Linked DNA regions of Mus musculus: region 1 is linked to region 2. Evidence: chromatin loops called from intact Hi-C (ENCODE). Cell type or tissue: left cerebral cortex. All regions are shown on one strand. Each heading gives the region's core, and the rest is flanking DNA. Links, peaks and the distances in the headings are about the cores only. Region 1 holds the start of Ybx1 (Y box protein 1). Region 2 overlaps Frg2f1 (FSHD region gene 2 family member 1).

The links. Hi-C counts contacts between places; a loop is a spot of excess contacts. Peaks named below come from ENCODE experiments on the same cell type or tissue, not always from the same donor. Only the 100,000 strongest peaks of a DNase experiment are listed, where the experiment ranks them.
Region 1: a loop joins it to region 2, with 2.1 times the contacts of the local background. A loop is called at or near these places in 2 of 42 quality-filtered maps.

The regions. Positions count from the first base shown.
Region 1 is chr4:119,288,029-119,297,255 of GRCm38, forward strand. Ybx1 (Y box protein 1) reads right to left here and starts at 6,485. Exons shown (of 8, transcript NM_011732.2): 1 at 6,176-6,485; 2 at 5,714-5,777. The coding sequence starts at 6,335. In left cerebral cortex, for the core only: no CTCF peak of the experiment used is centred there; DNase peaks (open chromatin) are centred at 4,879, 5,579, 6,597 and 7,193; H3K4me3 peaks cover 3,609 bases; H3K27ac peaks cover 2,375 bases.
Region 2 is chr4:119,526,475-119,535,701 of GRCm38, forward strand. Frg2f1 (FSHD region gene 2 family member 1) reads right to left here. Exons shown (of 4, transcript NM_001004178.1): 2 at 7,267-7,335; 3 at 6,839-7,075; 4 at 3,834-5,274. The coding sequence starts at 4,826. The coding sequence ends at 4,143. It also overlaps the pseudogene Rnu6-ps2. Among named protein-coding and RNA genes, the nearest start is that of Frg2f1, 7.7 kb to the right of the region's middle. In left cerebral cortex, for the core only: a CTCF peak has its summit at 5,557; a DNase peak (open chromatin) is centred at 5,551.

The DNA of each region.
Region 1 (9,227 bases), core at 403-8,402, 240 kb before region 2:
TGCCACATACTAGGCAAATATGCTGAGTGTTCTAATAAACCTCTCAAACTTTTCGTGGATGCCTATCATTCAAACTCTAGCTCCCTACAATTACCAGCGAGGTTCTTAAAAGCAAACCATCCATGGTGGTGCCAGGAATTGACAAACACCAAGTAACCTAGGAAGTGCTTTTTTACACACATTACTGCCTTAAATAGTACCTACTTAAGTTGAAGATTATTCTCAACAAATTGCCCCACATCTTATTAGAACTATAATTCCAAGCCTTGAAGCTTACCCTAAAATCACAAATCCCACTTAATTCCTTACTTGTTTTCTAGGCAGACTTATTTCTCAGACAGGACCGTAGGGTTCAGACAAGCCTGAAGGACATCTAACGCCAGCGAGCCTCACTGTAAGGAACACAAGGAACTCACTGCTCTTTCTACAACATTTTAAGAGCAAATGATTCTACCTGGCAAAAAGAGGGAAAGAACAACAACTCAAGGATTTGGTTCCAAGTTAGTGACTATGTAAGTTGACTTCAGTCATCTTAAAATGATTAATTAATGCACTTGTGTGCAAGCCGAGAGCCCCAGCATTCGGTCAACTTCTGCAAGTCCCTTCCTTACACAGTCAAGGAGTCCTCAGGCCTTCTTGTGCAACACCAATTTTAATAGATACATGTTAAGAGACTTCTGAGATAGAAACAGAATGACTTTAAAAGCCCAAGAAATTTTGGTCAAAACCTTTCCAATCTACAAAATATTCACTTTTACCAAGGACACTGTAACAAAGTACTTTAAGCTTTGCCAGTATTATAATATACACTCAGCTAAATTTTTTTGGAATGTAAAAATGTATTACTACGATAACTATTTATGCTTCTGATCTTGCTTTCTCACAGGGGCAAGAGAGATGCACTAGCCACTTAAACTGGACTCTAGGAACGCCGCCACTGCATCATCCTTTGGGCCAAACCAACAATCACTGGGCAAAAGCTGTCATTTCCTTGCTGCTCTTGATGAGCTGGACGCAAAATTGCGTTGGCATTTAAAAGCACCTTCTAAGGGGTTGGTCTTCATGGCCGTGCCCAAGTGGGCTTTCTTGTATTGTTTAATGTGCCACCTTTGGTCCTGTTGGTGACTAAAGAGCATGAAAATCAAGACACTAGCCCATCCCACCAGAGTGGATCTTCAGCTAAGCAGTAAAGCACACAGAGAAACCCTGTCTCAAAAACCAAAACCCATTTACATATAATAAAAATAAATAAATCTTTAAAAAAAAAGGGGGGGGGGGCTGGTGAGATGGCTCAGTTGGTAAGAGCACCAGACTTCTCTTCCAAAGGTCTGAAGTTCAAATCCCAGCAACCACATGGTGGCTCACAACCATCCGTAATGAGATCTGACCCCCTCTTCTGGAGTGTTTGAAGACAGCTACAGTGTACTTACATATAATAAAAATAAATAAATCTTAAAAAAAACAAAAAACAAAAAAAAAAACCAAAAACCCAAACAACCAATGGGCTGGATGGAGATGGCTCAGTGGTTAAGAGCACTGACTGCTCTTCCAGATGTCCTGAGTTCAAATCCCAGCAACCACATGGTGGCTCACAACCATCTGTAATGGGATCTGATGCCCTCTTCTGAAGATAGCCACAGTGCAAAAGTAATTAAGTCCCCCCCCCCAAAAAAATCCAACCAAGGTGACACCACTAGGTCTGGTGGCACACATCTATAATCTCACCAACTCCCTGAAAAGACACATTTCCTTATTACCTCAAAACTCAAAAAGTCGGAAGAGGTCCAATATTTTCTCCTTTAATTCCTCAACTGCATTTCACTCTTAGCATGGGACAGTAAACAAGTTTTTACTTCGCAAAGCTGACTGACTTGCGCACACTAAACCAGAATTCATGGCAACTCCCGGCCTTTTGGAATACAATAAAAGGTAGGCAACCTGTCACACCTGAGGACTAGTGTCAAGAAACAAAGACTCCAGTGTAGGTCACGTACAAAGTCTTTAAATAGCTAAGAATAGTCAGTCACCCTAAGAAATTACCTAACCATGTGGACAAGCTCCAAACTGAAAATGGCTAGGATCTATTTTCAGAGTACAACACAACAGTTGTTGAACAAATACTCCAGAAGAGTAAGTTCAAATCCTGCTCCTACTACTTCCTGTTTTAGGACAAATCATTCAAACTTGTGTTTCCATGGAACAGTACTTAAGTCTCCAAGGTTTTAAAATCTTAATCACTTAACAAACCTTGAATAAATACTGTTCACACAATTGTTAATTTGCAGTAACTACTTAACATACAGTAAAACCCCAAGAGGGAGGGTCCCCAAAGGAAGACTAACACTGATAGTATTAAGTTTTAAAGACATAAAGCTTTTATTTTAGACCATGGGTGAAAAGGTCTATGCTATGCACATAGGCCAATGAAGATGGCTTCACCTGGAGAAAATGCTTCCAGGGCAAGCCTGACAACAGAGTCCACGCCCCCACAAAGCATGTAAAATTCAGACGCAAGTCTGTCTTCTGACCTGTACACAAGTGTTTATAGCACAGATATGCCCTCACACACAAACATGCATGCAACCTTTTAAGTAACAGACTGGTTCAAAGAAAAAGATAAAAAAGGAAGGATTTCTATGTAAAGGCTGAGATGACAAGCCGAACCTCTGTGGTGTTCTGAATGCCTAATCCCATCACTGAGCCACAATCCCAACCCTGACTTTTGCCACCATATAAGATACATACATCCCATTGATTTTTTTTTTTTTTTGGTTTTTGCAGACAGTGTTTCTCTGTCTAGCCCTGGCTGTCCTGGAACTCACTCTGTAGACCAGGCTGGCCTCGAACTCAGAAATCCGCCTGCCTCTGCCTCCCAAGTGCTGGGATTAAAGGCATGCGCCACCACACCCGGCTGAAAAATGTTCTTGATTCATGCTTTTCTCCTATCAAGTGTTTCAGGATTAAGAACCATTCTCTACATCTAATAAACTGAACGTTATTTGCAGAAGGTATGCAAATAGATTAAGTTACATGTTTTTTTTTCTCAACACAGTATACAAAAGTGATAAAACAAATGATTTTTTTAAATTCCTAGATTATAATGCCTCTATGGTTCTTTTTGTTGTTTTTTGAAACAGGGTCTCCCTGAGTGCAGGGATTAAAGGCATGTACCACCACCTCAGGCATTTAATGTTATGAAGGCAGTGAGGGCAGTGTCTTACCCAGGCTGTCTTTCAACTCACTCAAGTAGCAGAGCACGACTCACGGGATTACATGCATGCATCACCATGCTTTCTTAATGCAGTGCTATGGCTCAAACCCAGAGCTTTAGGAACACTAGACACTCTATACTAAAGTCAAAGGAGTTAAATCCACAGTCCCTTTATTTGAAAAATTTACAATAAAACCAGCATTTGAAAATAAAAGCCTGCTGGGCAGTGGTGGCCCACGCCTTTAATCCCAGCACTTGGGAGGCAGAGGCAGGCAGATTTCTAAATTCCGAGGCCAGCCTGGTCTACAAAAAGTGAGTTCCGGGGCCAGGCGTGGTGGTGCACGCCTTTAATCCCAGCACTCGGGAGGCAGAGGCAGGCGGATTTCTGAGTTCAAGGCCAGCCTGGTCTAGAGAGTGAGGTCCAGGACAGCCAGGGCTACACAGAGAAACCCTGTCTCAACCCCCTCCAATCCCCCCCCCCCAAAAAAACAAAAGAAAAGCCTTAGGACAAAGATTTCTGACCAAGTTGTAAGAATTCACCAGTCAACAAACCTCTCTCTAAAGGCAGAAATGAAATCTTCCACGTAGTTTATAAAATAGCTAAAGAACCTAGAATATATAATCCAGAATTCAGTGCATTGCAATAACTGAATCTCCCATTTTACACAGGTTGACCACCTCTGGAGTCAAGTTATTTCCACTGTTTCATACCCTATACTTTTCCTAACTAGGACAAACCTTTAGCTCACAGGAACCAGAATTTACAGTGTATCTCATTTAAAAACCACAGCATTAACATAATGGCCTGCTTAGAAACAAAGCACAGTTTAAGCAGTTAAATAGTAATTGAGGTTAAGGCAGTCTAACAAAGAGTCATCAAAAGCCAATTTACATTTAACTTGTCCGGAAGGATGATCAACAAAGTTGATGGTAAGTGCTGTAACCTACATAATGTACAATGTAAAACTGAGGTATACACATCTTAGATAGACACTACTTCAAAAAAATGTGACAAGCCCAGACAAATATTAAAATGTATTAAACACATACAAAAACCACAATTTGCCTAACTGGAAGGGCTGCTAAGGAGGGCTAGCTAGTTATAATGGACTGAGGGTTAAAATTGTCCTCTGGAAGGTGAGAGCAGACTATTCTCCGCATCACCTGGGACCATCAGGATGAACATTTTAACCCAACCAGGAATAAGGACCACTTTAAAAGCCACCAGGACGTCAACCCCACAAGCACCAAAGCCTTACATTTTTTTTTCTTTGCTCACTAGTAACCCGGGGGGGGGGGGGGGGGGGAAGGAACCCAGGACACATGGTCAGAAAGGCAAACTGCCCGTGACAGGAGAAATCCTAGAGTCTGGAAAAACAAAATGTTTCCCTCTAATTGCAACTGTAGAGAACAGTCCATTAAGTGATTGTAATCGCTTTTGCTTGAGTGTTTCCACGACTGTGTGGGGTTCATCAGTGAATGTTTTTCATCACTCCGTTATTTTAAAAGCCTATAGCTGCCCATTCACGAGCACTGTGCCACTCTGTAGCGCTCTCTTCACCATCTACTTATTTAACGCCTTCTAAGCGAGCATGTAAGAGAAAATGCTGAAATGGCGCCAAGTATCACAGCTGTACGGCCAGGATTGCTGCTGGCACTCGCGGGGCTCTACACCCATGCAACTGCACTAGCCTTGGCAGCCATCTTGAAAAAGATGCCGGGCTCACAAGGGAGCCCAGAGTGCAGGCAGCGCCTGCACTTACCACCGCCGTCTACAAACCCTTCTCTGGATCTATGAAGGTATAGTTTACAACTCTAAGCCAAATACAACGAAGGCTAAGTTCCCAAGGACTTATGGCCACTCCAGCAAGCTATAACAAAAATTGATTTGATCAGCATGATTCCCTGACAAGGAAGTAAGAGAAATAAAAAATGAGGAAGAACCATTTCCTTTCAGATACGTTACTCGTCGTTTGGACAAATAAGAAGAGCCCTCTTTGGCTACAGAAGGTCTATAGGAAAAATGTGCTCGAGGTACTAAATGGACTGAATATTCGAGTAGTCTAAACAAAGGCAACATAACCTTACAGTACAGATAACATCTCAGGCAACTGACATGTCAAATCCCGTTCCCCGAGAGGTTAACAAGGTGAAAGATCACCTGTATGTTAATTAGCGGGTCACATTCTTACATAGCAATTTCAAAGCAGAAAGGGATGTCAAGGTTAAAAGCGTGCTTAGCCTGGAGTTGCCTCAGTTTGATGCAAGGTAACTGTTAAGGCATGGCTCATGCGACGCGCCTGCCTTGACCTGCTTTGTGCCAAAGCTTTTTGAGGCTAGCTCAAGATCGGTACTTAACAGCAACACAAAGCGAGTCTACAGACCCGCTAATCCCGTCACCCAAGGAAGAAACACAGGGTCCCAATCCCCCACCCTGTCATGCCCGCGGTGGCTCTGGCCCATGCAGGAGGCGGACGCGAGCTTTCCACCCCGGCATCTCACCTGTTGATGAAACCGTATCCGTTCCTTACATTGAACCATTTGACTGTTCCCAAAACCTTCGTTGCTGGAAAACAAAGCACAACAACGTCCAATCACCGGCTGGCCCTGGAAGTCGGTCCAGGATCTAGCCGCAGGCCCGGGCCGCCGCCCTCGCCGCACACGTGGGTGCGCCGGGTAGCGCGGGTCCGAGGTGGGTGTGCGCCCGGGAGGCGAGCACGTGAGGGCCGGGGAAGCAGCCCGCGCTCCTCCGGCTGCGTAGGCGGCGGGGCGGGGACCCCAGCACGAGGCCCCGGGGCGGGTGGGCGCGGGGGAGGGGCGGCGGCGGCCGGAGCAGCGGCGGGATCCCGGTGTGCGCGCGCCGCGGGCCTCGGGGGGGAGGGGCGGCCGCGTAGTCCGTGGCTCGGGCCGCGTCGCCTAACGGTCCGGCCCGCGGCCCCATCCCCGGTCCCTTCTGGCGCTCACCGATGACCTTCTTGTCCCCGCCGGCGGGCGCCGCCGATGTGAGGCCACCCGGGCCGCCACTACCCGCGCCGCTGCCCGTGGAGCCGGGCTTGGTGTCGGCGGCGCTGAGGGCGGCGGCGGGGGCGGCGGGCGGCTGCTGGGTCTCGGCCTCGCTGCTCATGGTTGCGGTGATGGTGACTGGGGCCGGCGGCGACGGCTGCGGCTCCTCCCGGGTGTGATGGTGACTAGGCCGGCGGCGGCGGTGGGGCTCTCAGGGCTCTCTGGGGTCCGCTCTCCGCTCCCGCTACCGATCGAACTAGCGAGAATGGCGGGACGGGCGGGATAAGCCCCGCGATAGACCCGCCCTCGTCCTCCCCCATTGGTCCGCATCGTTGTCCATCTCACCACCTGACCGGGTCTCTAGCGCCTATTGGCTCACGCTCCGCGGCTCCTGCGCTCTCATTGGTATCTTTAGCGACTAATTCGCCCGACCCACAGCTTCTCAGGCCTCCGCCGCCATAGAGACCGGAACTAGAATGAGAGCCTCGGCCGTGAGCACCATAGAGTACCGGGAGGACGCGCAGAGGGAACGTTCCCAGATGGGGCTGCGCTCGTCGCGCACGTGGGCCGCGATCGCCGGGCCTACTCCGGCCTCCTAGAAGGGGCTCCTTCCCACGGCTGGGTGAACGCCGGGGCCTCCTTAATGGGTCAGGCTTTTGGTGATCCAGTCACCTTGGAGGGACCACGCAGGCGCTGGAGCTGCCACGACTCAGCGTGTTCAGGGCGGGGGTGATCGTTTCCCCCGGCGTCCGAGGAAATGTATTTCATACTGGCCACAAATCAGATTTAATTTCGCCTCACATTTATTGGATGTTAGGGTTTTTGACTTTATAAACTAAGCACTGTAGACAAGGATTGCTATCCTTGTTTTTATACACTGTAAAACACACGCTGCCTTCTTTCTGAAGCCCTCCGCCTACCTTCATTCATTCTTTATTACGCATCTACTATTGACTGGGGATTGAAGTAGTTTGCCAGTTAGTTTCTGCTTTCTGATGGTGGAATTTTAAACGCCCACCACTTCTTGGTTGGGTGAGCACAGCGTTTGGGGAGTGGGAGCAGGAAGAGTTGGGTGGTGACATTTCAGGCAAAGGTAGGTTTGTGCAAAGGCCTAGAAAAGATAGGGTCTCACGGAGACTGCAAATAAAGGAAACCAATCGAAGTAGGAATCAGAGGTGGGCAGAGGTGTTTTTAACCTGAGATTCTTCCCCTGATCACCGGTGAGCAGTGTAGCTTTCGCGGTGTAAGTAAGGAGTAGCATCGTTAAAGAAAGAAAAGGCTGCTGCTTGGAGAAGGGGCTGCAGAGAGAGAAGGGATGGGAGTGGGGGAAACAAGAGGACCTGAGATGGCTCTGTGTGTAAAGGCACTTGGCCAAACCTGAGTTCTTGCCTTCAGCTCCACATAATGGAAAGAGAAAGATAGCCTCTTCCTGTAAGCTGTAGCTTGACCTCCCCACGAGCACTGTGGCATACTCCTAGCTCCCAGTAAATAAAAGCATGAACTAGAAATACAAAAAGAACGCTAAATCCGACGGGCTGTGGTGGCGCTCGCCTTTAATTCCAGCACTTGGCAGGCAGAGGCAGGCGGATTTCTGAGTTCGAGGCCAGGCTAGTCTGCAAAGTGAGTTCAGGGACAGCCAGGAGAAACCCTGTCTCATTCCCCCCCCCACCACCACCACCACCACCAAGACCAGGGCTGGAGAGATGGCTCTGTGGAGATGGCTCTGTGGCTCTGTGGTTAGATCACTTGCAGTCCTGATGTTAAGACTGGAGTTTAGATACCCAGAATAAATGCTGAGTGGGCATGGCAGCCCTCTCTTGGGATTTCAGCCTGGATCCCCAGAACAAGCTCGCCTGCAATACTACTATCATCCAGCCTTGGGTTTGATTGAGAGACTGCCTCCATGAATAAGGTGGAATAGCAAAGGGAAACAATTCTGGACATCAGCCTTGGGCGTCCACACACACGCACACACACACATGAATGTGCGTGTGCACACCATATACAAGAAATGTGGAAAGAAAAAAAATTTTTTTTCCGAGACAGGGTTTCTCTGTGCAGCCCTGGCTGTCCTGGAACTCAGTCTGTAGACCAGGCTGGCCTTAAACTCAGAAATCCGCCTGCCTCTGCCTCCCAAGTGCTGGGATGAAAGGCCTGCGCCACCATGCCCAGCTGAAAGGAATAAACGTTAACTGCTGTGGAGAGATAGTAGCAATTCTGTCCAATCTGTCTTTGCTGCTTAGGAGTGTTCTATGTCCTCATCTGTCTGCCCTCTTGCTTTGAAGGTGAAGCATTAGGATGCACTGATGCAAGCACCTTTAATCCCAGCATACAGAAGGCAGAGGCAGGTGGATCACTTAGTTCCAGGACAACCTGGTCTACAGAGTGCCAGGACAACCAGGGCTACACAGAGAAATCATCTCAGAAAAAAAGAAACAACAAAAAAATCACCCCAGGATGGACAGGCCCTCCCCCAACACCAGGCGAATCTCCTCACAATTCTGGTTTTTGCTTTTAAGGAATGCAAGGTAATAAATCCCAGGAATGTCCTTTGCAAAAAAGCTTCTCCTTTGTCCCCCTCTCCTCAGGCTCAGCTTTGGAAACACACCCTGACGCACCCTGGCATCCTCCCTAACCCCGATCAATACATGAGCATTTTCATCACAGTCCAAGGTGTAGGTTTTTTGAGACAAGAGTCTCACTGTGTAGCTCTGGGTGGCCTGGAACTATGCAGACCAGCTGTCTTCAAACTCAGAGACACACTTGCCTCTGCTTCCCAAGTGCCTGGTGCCTTCAAAATTTTAGTATTTTTGTGTATATGGTGTGCATGTGTATATGGTGTGCCTGTGTTTCTGTGTGTGGGTCCCAGATGTCGGTCCTCACTTTCCTGATGCTGAGACAGCTTCTCTCATGCTGCATATTTCAGGTTAGCTGGCTGGCACGCTTCCCTGAATTCTGTTTCAGCTTCCCATCTTGCTGCTCATGCACTGGGATTATAAACACATCTGGCTCT
Region 2 (9,227 bases), core at 813-8,812:
GATATAAGATCAGTAGCCTTCCTGTAGATAAGCATGCCAAGAAAAAAAAAAAAAAAACTCCACTCATAATTGCAAAGAGTGTGAGAAGAGGAAGAGGTGGTGACTGCCACCTATCTTGGAGTAAACCTAACCCAGGAAGTAAACAACCCCACAATAAAAACTTTATAACACTGAAGAAATCCAGCCAGATGCTAGAGGGTTGAAAGACCTTCCATGCTCACAGGAAGAATTAATATTGTGAAATGGTTATCTTGACAATGGCAGCCTACAGTTTCAACACAGTCCCATTAAAATTTCATCAGCATTTTATTTTAACAGAAAGAGAAAAAAAAAGTCTTAAAATCCACATGGAAACAAAAAGGAGCCTGGATCCTAAGAAAAAGGAGGAATGCTGGGAATATCACCATATCTGATTTTAAGTGCTGCAGTAGAACCTAAGTACCAAAACCAGATATGTAGCTTCACGGGACCCAGCTCAACAGGATACAACGGAAAACCCATCATGTTTATTGATCATTTGTACTTCCTGTACTGTGAGTGTCCATTTCACTAGTGCATTTATTTACTTATCTGTTCATTTTTTTAAAATTGTAAGACAGGGGTTTGTGTGCCTCAGGCCGAGATCTGCAACAGCTGCTTGATTTTCAACAAACATGCCCAAAATATGCACTATGGAAAAGACAGCATCTTCAACAAATGGTGCAGGATGTCAGCACGGAGAAGAATGAAGCTAGACCCTTATCACTCACCCTGCGTATAACTCCACTCCAAAAGGATCAAAAACTGTAAAATGACGTGAATCTCTGTTACTATTAGAGAGAAAAGCAAGACGTACACCTCAAGTTACGGGTATCAATAAGGACTTCCTGCACAGGCGTCACTCAGAAATAATATGGACAACAGACAAGTGAGATTTTGTGAAATGAAGGCTTGTGCGCAGCGAAGGAAACAGCTAATGGAGGTGGGGGTGGGGGTCAGCTCACAGATGGAGGAAATCTTCACTAGCTGCACACGGGACAGAGGAATGCTATCTAGACTACACAAAGGACTAGAGATCCTAAATAACAAGAAATCAAACGATAGGGTTAATGAACCAGTTAGTTGGGTGTAGTGGAATGCCACTACACACCTGTAAGCTGAGCATTTGGGAGGTAGAGGCAGGAGGATCAGATGTTCAAGGTCATCTTCAGGTATATATATCTTATACAAAGATAGCCCGAGATATTCCAGACCTTGTCTTACAATGAATGAATGAATGAATGAATGAATGAATGAGAGTGAATGAATGGATGAATGTGCTAATGAAATGGACAGACATTCTCAAAAGATGAAGTACAAATGATCAATTACTTGTATGAATGAAAATTATTCAAGCCGGGCGGTAGTGGTGCACGTCTTTAATCCTAGCACTTGGGAGGCAGAGGCAGGTAGATTTCTGATTTTTGGGCTATGCAGAGAAACCCTGTTTCGAAAATAAAAACAAAAACAAATAATAATAATAATAAAAAGAAAATTATTCAAACTTGTGCTAGCTTCAGCAGCACATACACTAAAATTGGAACGATACAGAGAAGATTAGCATGGCCCCCGTGCAAGGATGACATGCAAATTCATGATGTGTTCCATATTTTTAAAAAAAGAAAAAAATGTTCAAACTCCCTGGTAACCCGAGAAACACAAAATGACACTGAGATTCCATCTATGTCCAGTGAGAATGGCTGTTACTAAGAAGATAACAACAAATGTAGCCAAAGATGTGACCAAACAACGTTTATGACCTGCTATTGGGGATACGATTCCAGCCAGGGCACTGGAATTCAGCCTGGAGGGTCCTCCAAAAACTAAAAGCAGATCTGTCCTGCAATCCGGCTGTATCACTTCTGAGTATTTACCCAGGGAACTCCAGGTCACCACACTTGCACATCCATGTTTATTACAACAACACTTACAAAAGCTAGTTGTGGAAACAACCTAGGCACCCATCAACAGAGGGATGGGTAAAGAAAATGTGCTGTAGGCATACAGAAGGGATATATTTTTTATTTTTTATTAGATATTTTCTTTATATACATTTCAAATGCTATCCCGAAAGTTCCCTATACCCCCCCTCCGCCCTGCTCCCCTACCCACACACTCCCGCTTCTTGGCCCTGGTGTTCCCCTGTATTGGGGTATATATAGTTTGCAATACCAAGGGGCTTCTCTTCCCAATGATGGCCGACTAGGCCATCTTCTGCTACATATGCAGCTAGAGATACGAGCTCTGGGGGTACTGGTTAGTTCATATTGTTGTTGCACCTATAGGGTTGCAGACCCCTTCAGCTTCTTGGATGCTTTCTCTAGCTTCTCCACTAGGAGCCCTGTGTTTCATCTTATAGATGACTGTGAGCATCCACTTCTGTATTTGCCAGGCACTGGCCAGAAAGGATATATTTTTAGCCATAAATTCTTTAGCCATAAAGAGTGAAGTCATATCATTTACAGGAGAATGGATGTGTCTAGCGGCAATATAAGGCGGTCTCAGAAAGGTGGATATTGTATTTTCTCTTATTGCAGTTCCTAGATTTTATGTGGGCATATAAAGTCATGTGTACATATATTATATGAAGTGAAACCATCAGGGGAGAAGGTAATTAACAGGACAGCAGAGAGTTAAGAAGAGGGACCAGTGAGGAGGGAGAGTAGGCCCATGGAAGGATACAGTGTGTGTAAGTGTCCTTATGTAACCAGTGCCATGTAAGTTAGTATACACAGATGAAATAAAATATATTAAAAACACATATCTCAATACCGGTAACTTCAGAAATTCATTTTAGGATTGTAAGCATGATACCATTTTGCTGTAAAGAGAATTCAAATCTTTTGTAGGTGTATTTGAAGACAGGAGTGCATTAATTTCTTTGATGTCTGGAGTTTGCTTCAGAGTTACATAGAAGGGGCAAGGTGAGGGTGAGGGCAGGCTGGAGACTGCCTGCCTGTCATCCGGTAGCTGTCACAGTTGGGTGATGAATCTAAGGAGTTCTTGTCATTTCTTGTCATTTGCATATTGAAGCTTTCTGAGATGTATAATTTGAGAAACTAAGGAACTATATACATTTAGAACGTTGTGCTCATTGGCTTTCTTCTTGTTGTGACAACGTAACTACTACAACCGACCTAAAGGAGGAAAGATTGATTTTGGCTTATAGTTTCCATACTTGGGCAGAACCGCATGGTGACAGGAGGTCTGGATGGGGAGGCTGCTCCCCTCGTGGCAGATGGGAAGGGGGGGTAGAGACAAGGTGTATAACCTTTAAAGCACAGCCTGTAGTCACCTACTTCCTCCAACGAGGCCCCACATCATAACATTTCCCCCAAAGAGGCCACACATGGGGACTAAGTAGTAATCACAGGAGCCTGGGAGGGTGTTTCATTCCCAAACCACAGCAAACCTTCCGTTTATCATCCAAGACTGAATGCATGTGGAGACTCAGATGTAAGAAGATAAAGAACAGTGGTAGACAATCTGTGATGTTTTAGCATGGAAGTTAATGTTTCCTCTAGCTGGTTCTTCATAGAGAGGTTCCTACATCATGAACATAAACACTACTATCTTGTTAGATGCCTCGGGAAACCAACTCCAAAAGGCGAGAGGTACGGTTTTGAGGGGAGGGAGGGCTTTTGTGACCAGCCTTAGTGAGGAATGTAATAAATAGGACTGGGCAGAGGAGGTTTGGCTGTGATGTAGTTAGTCTACGAGTCTCAATCACCACCTCACCAAACCCTGGGGAGTGCGAGACAGGGAAGAGGACCTCAGTTAGGTTTCACTTGAAATACAGAGCTGGGCCTTTATTCTTTTTTTTTTTTCTGGTAAATCAGTATTTATTTGCCACGCTACAATATAAGTATACAAATCTAACACACACTTAGCAAAATATCCAAAGGAAGCACGGATCGACTGTGCATTTAGCACTTGAATCTTAGGTCCCAGAGAAACACAGTTCATAATCCAGATAAGCATTTCAAACTCTTCTTCTCATCGATGTGCCTGTTACATGTTCACACAGAGAGGGTGAGTGCCACAGGCAGTGTAGACAGGGAGATGGAACGGTTCTTTGGTGTCTCGAGATGTGACTCTGCTTAGGATGGTCTCATGGCCTTGGCTCAGGACTTGTCTGATGGGATGGCAGGATCTGTTATCTTCTCTCCTCCCTCCATCAAAGGACTCTGAGATTCCTTGCCAGACAGCTCCTGAGGGGCAGCCATGGGGGCTGGGACAAGCCAGCCCTCAGCAGGGAAGGCAAAGCCTCCTGGTTGGCCATGCTGTAGAAGGCTGTATACCATGGCAGTCAGAGACTCTGAGAGCTGTCTGAGCTGAGAGAGCTGCTCAGGGGTGAGCAGGGAGCCAAGCTTCTGGGCCTGCATCTGGACTGTGTCTCTATAAATCTCCTCAGACTTCCCCCGCAGAAAGCTCACCAGGCTCTTCCGAATGGGTGGTGGGTCTGTATCCTGAGGTTCTGGGCAATGGGCTAATCCATCCTGGTGACCATTGGCTTTTGGCTCAGTCTTCTTTACTGAAGTCTTGTGTCTCTTTTTCCCATGCAAGCTGCCCTCATTTCCTATTCTGACCAGGCTGGAGTCCTTGGAAGAGCGTCTTCTTTTCCTGGGTGTTTCCACCATCTGAGCTGATTCTTCAGTGTGCTTTCTGGAATTGCTGTCTGATTGGCTGGACCTCTGCTCATTTTTACTTGGTTCTGATCCTAATGTCCTGACAGAGGTGGTCTGTGGTCCAGTGGGGAGGTCCAGCAGTTGACAGGAAGGGCCTGGATGGGGTGTTTCTGAATCCATGCTCAGGTTGAACTGAAAGGCTTTCTCTTCTTCCAGCTTGTTGTCTGGCTAATCCAACAGTGGTTGCTTGTGAACAAAATATCCAAGAGTCCAGTAGTTGTTTATTTCACAAGGCTGGATGTCTAAGGTGGTCTTCACTATATGCTGGAATCCCAATCAAGTCTGATGCAAGGCCAGTGGGGGAAGATACTGGCTAGCAAGGGGAGAACAAGCCGGCAAAGACAGAGGCTTCCATCTTTCATGTTCTTTATAAGGCCTCTAGCAGAAGGCATGGCCTGGATTATAGGTGGGTCTTCCCAAAGATCTGGATTAAAGGTGTGTGTTCCCAGTTTAGAGATTCAAAATAGAAGCAGGCCTTCCAACTCTGGGCCTTTAATTCCTGGAACCACTCTCCCATGTGTCTTGCTTCAAGCTCCCATTCATTTTTCAAGGCTAAACTCAAATGTTCCTGTATAAGCAAACTGTGTTAAGACCCTCAGCCTCAGTCAGATTAAATTCCTTCCTCTAGGGGTGAAACAAGGAACTAGGAACAGTTAGTACTCACAGTGTGGTTTCTGTTAATTCACCATGCACCTATCCAGCGGCTACTATTATTATTTCAATTTGCAGATGAGAAAATTGAGCTAAGAGAAATTAAGAAATCGCCCAACTAATGTTACTGATCTCCAGGTTGATTTTACCTGTAGATGGGGAGCCCATGTTTTTGGTCATGGTTATGCCATACTGCCCCCTAGCTACTGCTTTTATCTTTGTAGTACCTTGACTCTTTAAGGAAACAGTAATAAACAGGTTGAATCTCTTCTTGCTTTGGGGGACTCATCCACAGATTAGGCCAGGCTTATTCAGCCATACTCTCAATGGTTGCATGAAGAATATCCTGTGGAAGTATTTTTTTCCCTCAACCCTATCTCAATACTAGGGATTGAACTAAAGGCCTCACACATTCTAGGGTATGGGTTAGCCTACCACAGAAGTCTTTAAGTCACTGCTCCTTCCTCTTTGAAGATACCTAGGAAATGTTAAGCCTTGTGACTCTCTGTCCTGATGTATCTGAGTTTAGGGTTAACCTCCATGTCTTCTTTGTCCAGTCCCATTATCAACTCTACTAAGCCAATTACCAAGCTCTCTGGAACACCCCCCCTCCCCCCCCCGTTTTCTACAGCTCTTAATGCCCTGGGAGGATGTATGTGTGTGCCTTTAATGAACTCTTCCCCACTCCAGGCCTCCAGAGCCCCTGTCCCACTCTCCATTTGTGTGGCTTTTAAATAAATAAAAAATACAACATAAAAAAATGAACAACAGCCGGGCATGGTGGCGCACGCCTTTAATCCCAGCACTTGGGAGGCAGAGGCAGGTGGATTTCTGAGTTCGAGGCCAGCCTGGTCTATAGAGTGAGTTCCAGGACAGCCAGGGCTATACAGAGAAACCCTGTCTAGAAAAAAACAAACAAAGAGCAACAATCCCCTAGCCCAAGTTGGCAACAAACAGTAGCACATCAAGAGCATTTGCAGTGAGTTAGGAGATCCAAGTTACAGGTCTAGATCATTATACAACATTAGTTTGACAAAAATATGGAGACTGCCTATCGGGTGCCAGGTACAATGATGGTACCATGTTTAGAGACAGGGGGCATCGTCTGTCTCAAAAACAGGGACTGAATTCTAAAGTTCAGCGTTACTTCCCTAGGTCCTGGAGCACAACAAGGCTTAAAGAGGCCCGCTATCTGGGCTGGTGAGATGGCTCAGTGGGTAAGAGCACCCGACTGCTCTTCCGAAGGTCCAGAGTTCAAATCCCAGCAACCACATGGTGGCTCACAACCATCCATAACGAGATCTGACTCCCTCTTCTGGAGTGTCTGAAGACAGCTATAGTGTACTTACAAATAATCAATAAATAAATCTTTAAAAAAAAAAAAAAAAAAAGGCCCGCTATCGCCCGTAGATCAAAATCAAATTTAATTTTGCTATGTCCTATTTCTTTTTTCTGTAATATTCCCCGGACAATCTCTTTACCTGGAAAGGATGCCAGCACTTTAAGACGTTCCAGAAAAGGGTTCAGAAACAGTCTGTATAAGCTCTGTTACGTTGCTGCCGTGACTCTCAGCTCTCTCTCAGTGGTCCAATGGGTGGTTGTCCTCATTTGTTGGGTCTTTCCCAGGTCTGCTGTGGCTTTGCTGCACATGTTTTCCATTCTGGGTCTGCTGCAGATGGAACAGCCTTTACCCTGAGCAGCAATGGTCATCAGGACAGCTAGGAATGGACAGCATAATTTGGCACACTGACTGGAGGCTTGTCTCATACAGATATTCCTAATCTATTAGGTGATACAGGTCACAAGGTCAATTCTGCTCTCAGTGGGAAGATCTAACCCAACCTTGAGAGGTACCCTAAGCATTTGGGAATGGTAATATAGTCAATTATACTGTCTCTGTGGTACTCACCCGCTAAGACGTCTTCTTGCAGTGGCTAGCCCCAGGAGGTTGCAATTTTCATATCAGTAGAAACAATGCCTGTGGGGTTGGAGAGTCTTTTGAAAATGGGCAGAACAGCCGACCATAGTGGCGCACGCCTTTAAGTTCAAGGCCAGCCTGGTCTACAGAGTGAGTTCCAGGACAGCCAGGGCTACACAGAGAAACCCTGTCTCAAAAAACAAAAAACAAAACAAAACAACCCCCCCCCCAAAAAAAAAAGAAAATGGGCAGAACAAATGCTAAGCATCAAGTGGTTCTGGGTTCAAATCCTGACTCTGCTGGCTCTTCTTCAAAATTGAGAGGGACACCTCCTAGTTTTGTGGTAAAGATTAAATAAAGTCTCACAAAGGGTCGATTATGCGGTCCATGAAGAATATTCAATAGGTTATCAGTACGCCTTTATCACTCTCCTCCAGCACAGGAGCTTCCCAAAGGGTCCCACTTAGTTCATTCAACACAAAATCAGCCAACGATGTTATACCTCAGAGCTAATAATTTAACTTCCAAATTTGCACCCAGAGGATCAAGTTATACTACCTGGTTGCCATTTCTCTGCTATGCAGGTTCCATTCATTTTAACACTCCCTAAAATCTGAGTCATTGATGGAGAGGAGATCCCCCTTGAACAGCCACTGACTGACTCTTCCGAGGGCCAACATTTCATCTACGCGATTGCTTACCTCTAATGTAAATACTTCATTCAGGCGGCTCATTGGCTTATGTTTGCTCAGCTGTCTTGGTGCCTTTGTGTCTCTCATTATGTTTTTAATTAGCTCAGTTGATTCTGAGAGTGGAGGTGAGCCAAGGTTTGAAGCAAGTTACAAGGAACAGAGAAGGATTTGTGTGTGCGTGTGTGTATATGTGTGTGTGTGTCTGTGCACATTTGCTATCAGATTAGCAAATAAATTATTTTGGCTATTACTGGTGGTGGTGGACTTGAGTCCAAGATGGCCCTTTCTACAGAAACTGCTTGGCTCCTATAGGATGTGAAAACTAACTTTTGTTTTACCAATAGTCAGAAACTAAAGCCAAGCTATCAGAGGGAAGAATTCAGTTTAAGGAGAGTTTACATAGAGCAATGTGGTCTAGCTCCAGGCGATAGTTATTGCCATTAGCCATGAGTATTTAATGACCTTTTATAAGACTCCTATTTCTGTAGCTTGCCTCTTCTTCTATCTACCCAACCTTTCCCACTTTTGTACAAGGTGTTCTCACCCCACTTGAGTTTTTCTTTATTCCCAAGCTTGCCACTGTCTCTAGATAGCACACTTCTGCTCATTTATTGCCTGAACCCCACCCTTACCTTTCGAGGGGGAAGTTTCCTTTGTCTCTCCAGGCCTACAGCTTCCTGCACCCAATTGAACAGTTTGCCTCATCCCTGTTTCCATGGCACACATACTAGTCTCTGCTGACTTGCATTGAACGAACTGTTTATCTATTCAGGCTTAACTCCTTGATATTTAACGCAATGCCTGGAGTGAGTAGGCACTTGATAAATGACTGCTGACCGCTCTTTAAGTATGCAGAGTGACTAATACTCAAGTGTTGTCATTAAGCAGCTGTAAGCAGTATTAAGAGCTTCCCAGTGGCCACTGTGTAACTTTTTACATTTTACATCTAATACAAGGAATTATGTGTTAGATAAAGATAACCAGGAAATTTGGAAGGCTCTTCAAGAGCTGGAAATGAGAAGGCCTTGCATCACGTTTCTCCCTTCTCCCTCTTGCAAATCTTGGCTCATTTTAAACCTATTTCCCATTTCCCCGAGCCTTTTGTAACAAACAGAGAAAAGGATCAGAAGGAATCTTTCTGTCTAAGTGGCTGTGGAGTCCCACTTGTCAAACACCCTGTCAATCTGTGCTCAATGCTTGGTTTGTAGGGTTCTCACAGCTAGGCAATGGACTGTGTCCTTTTCAGGGAATTTACAATCC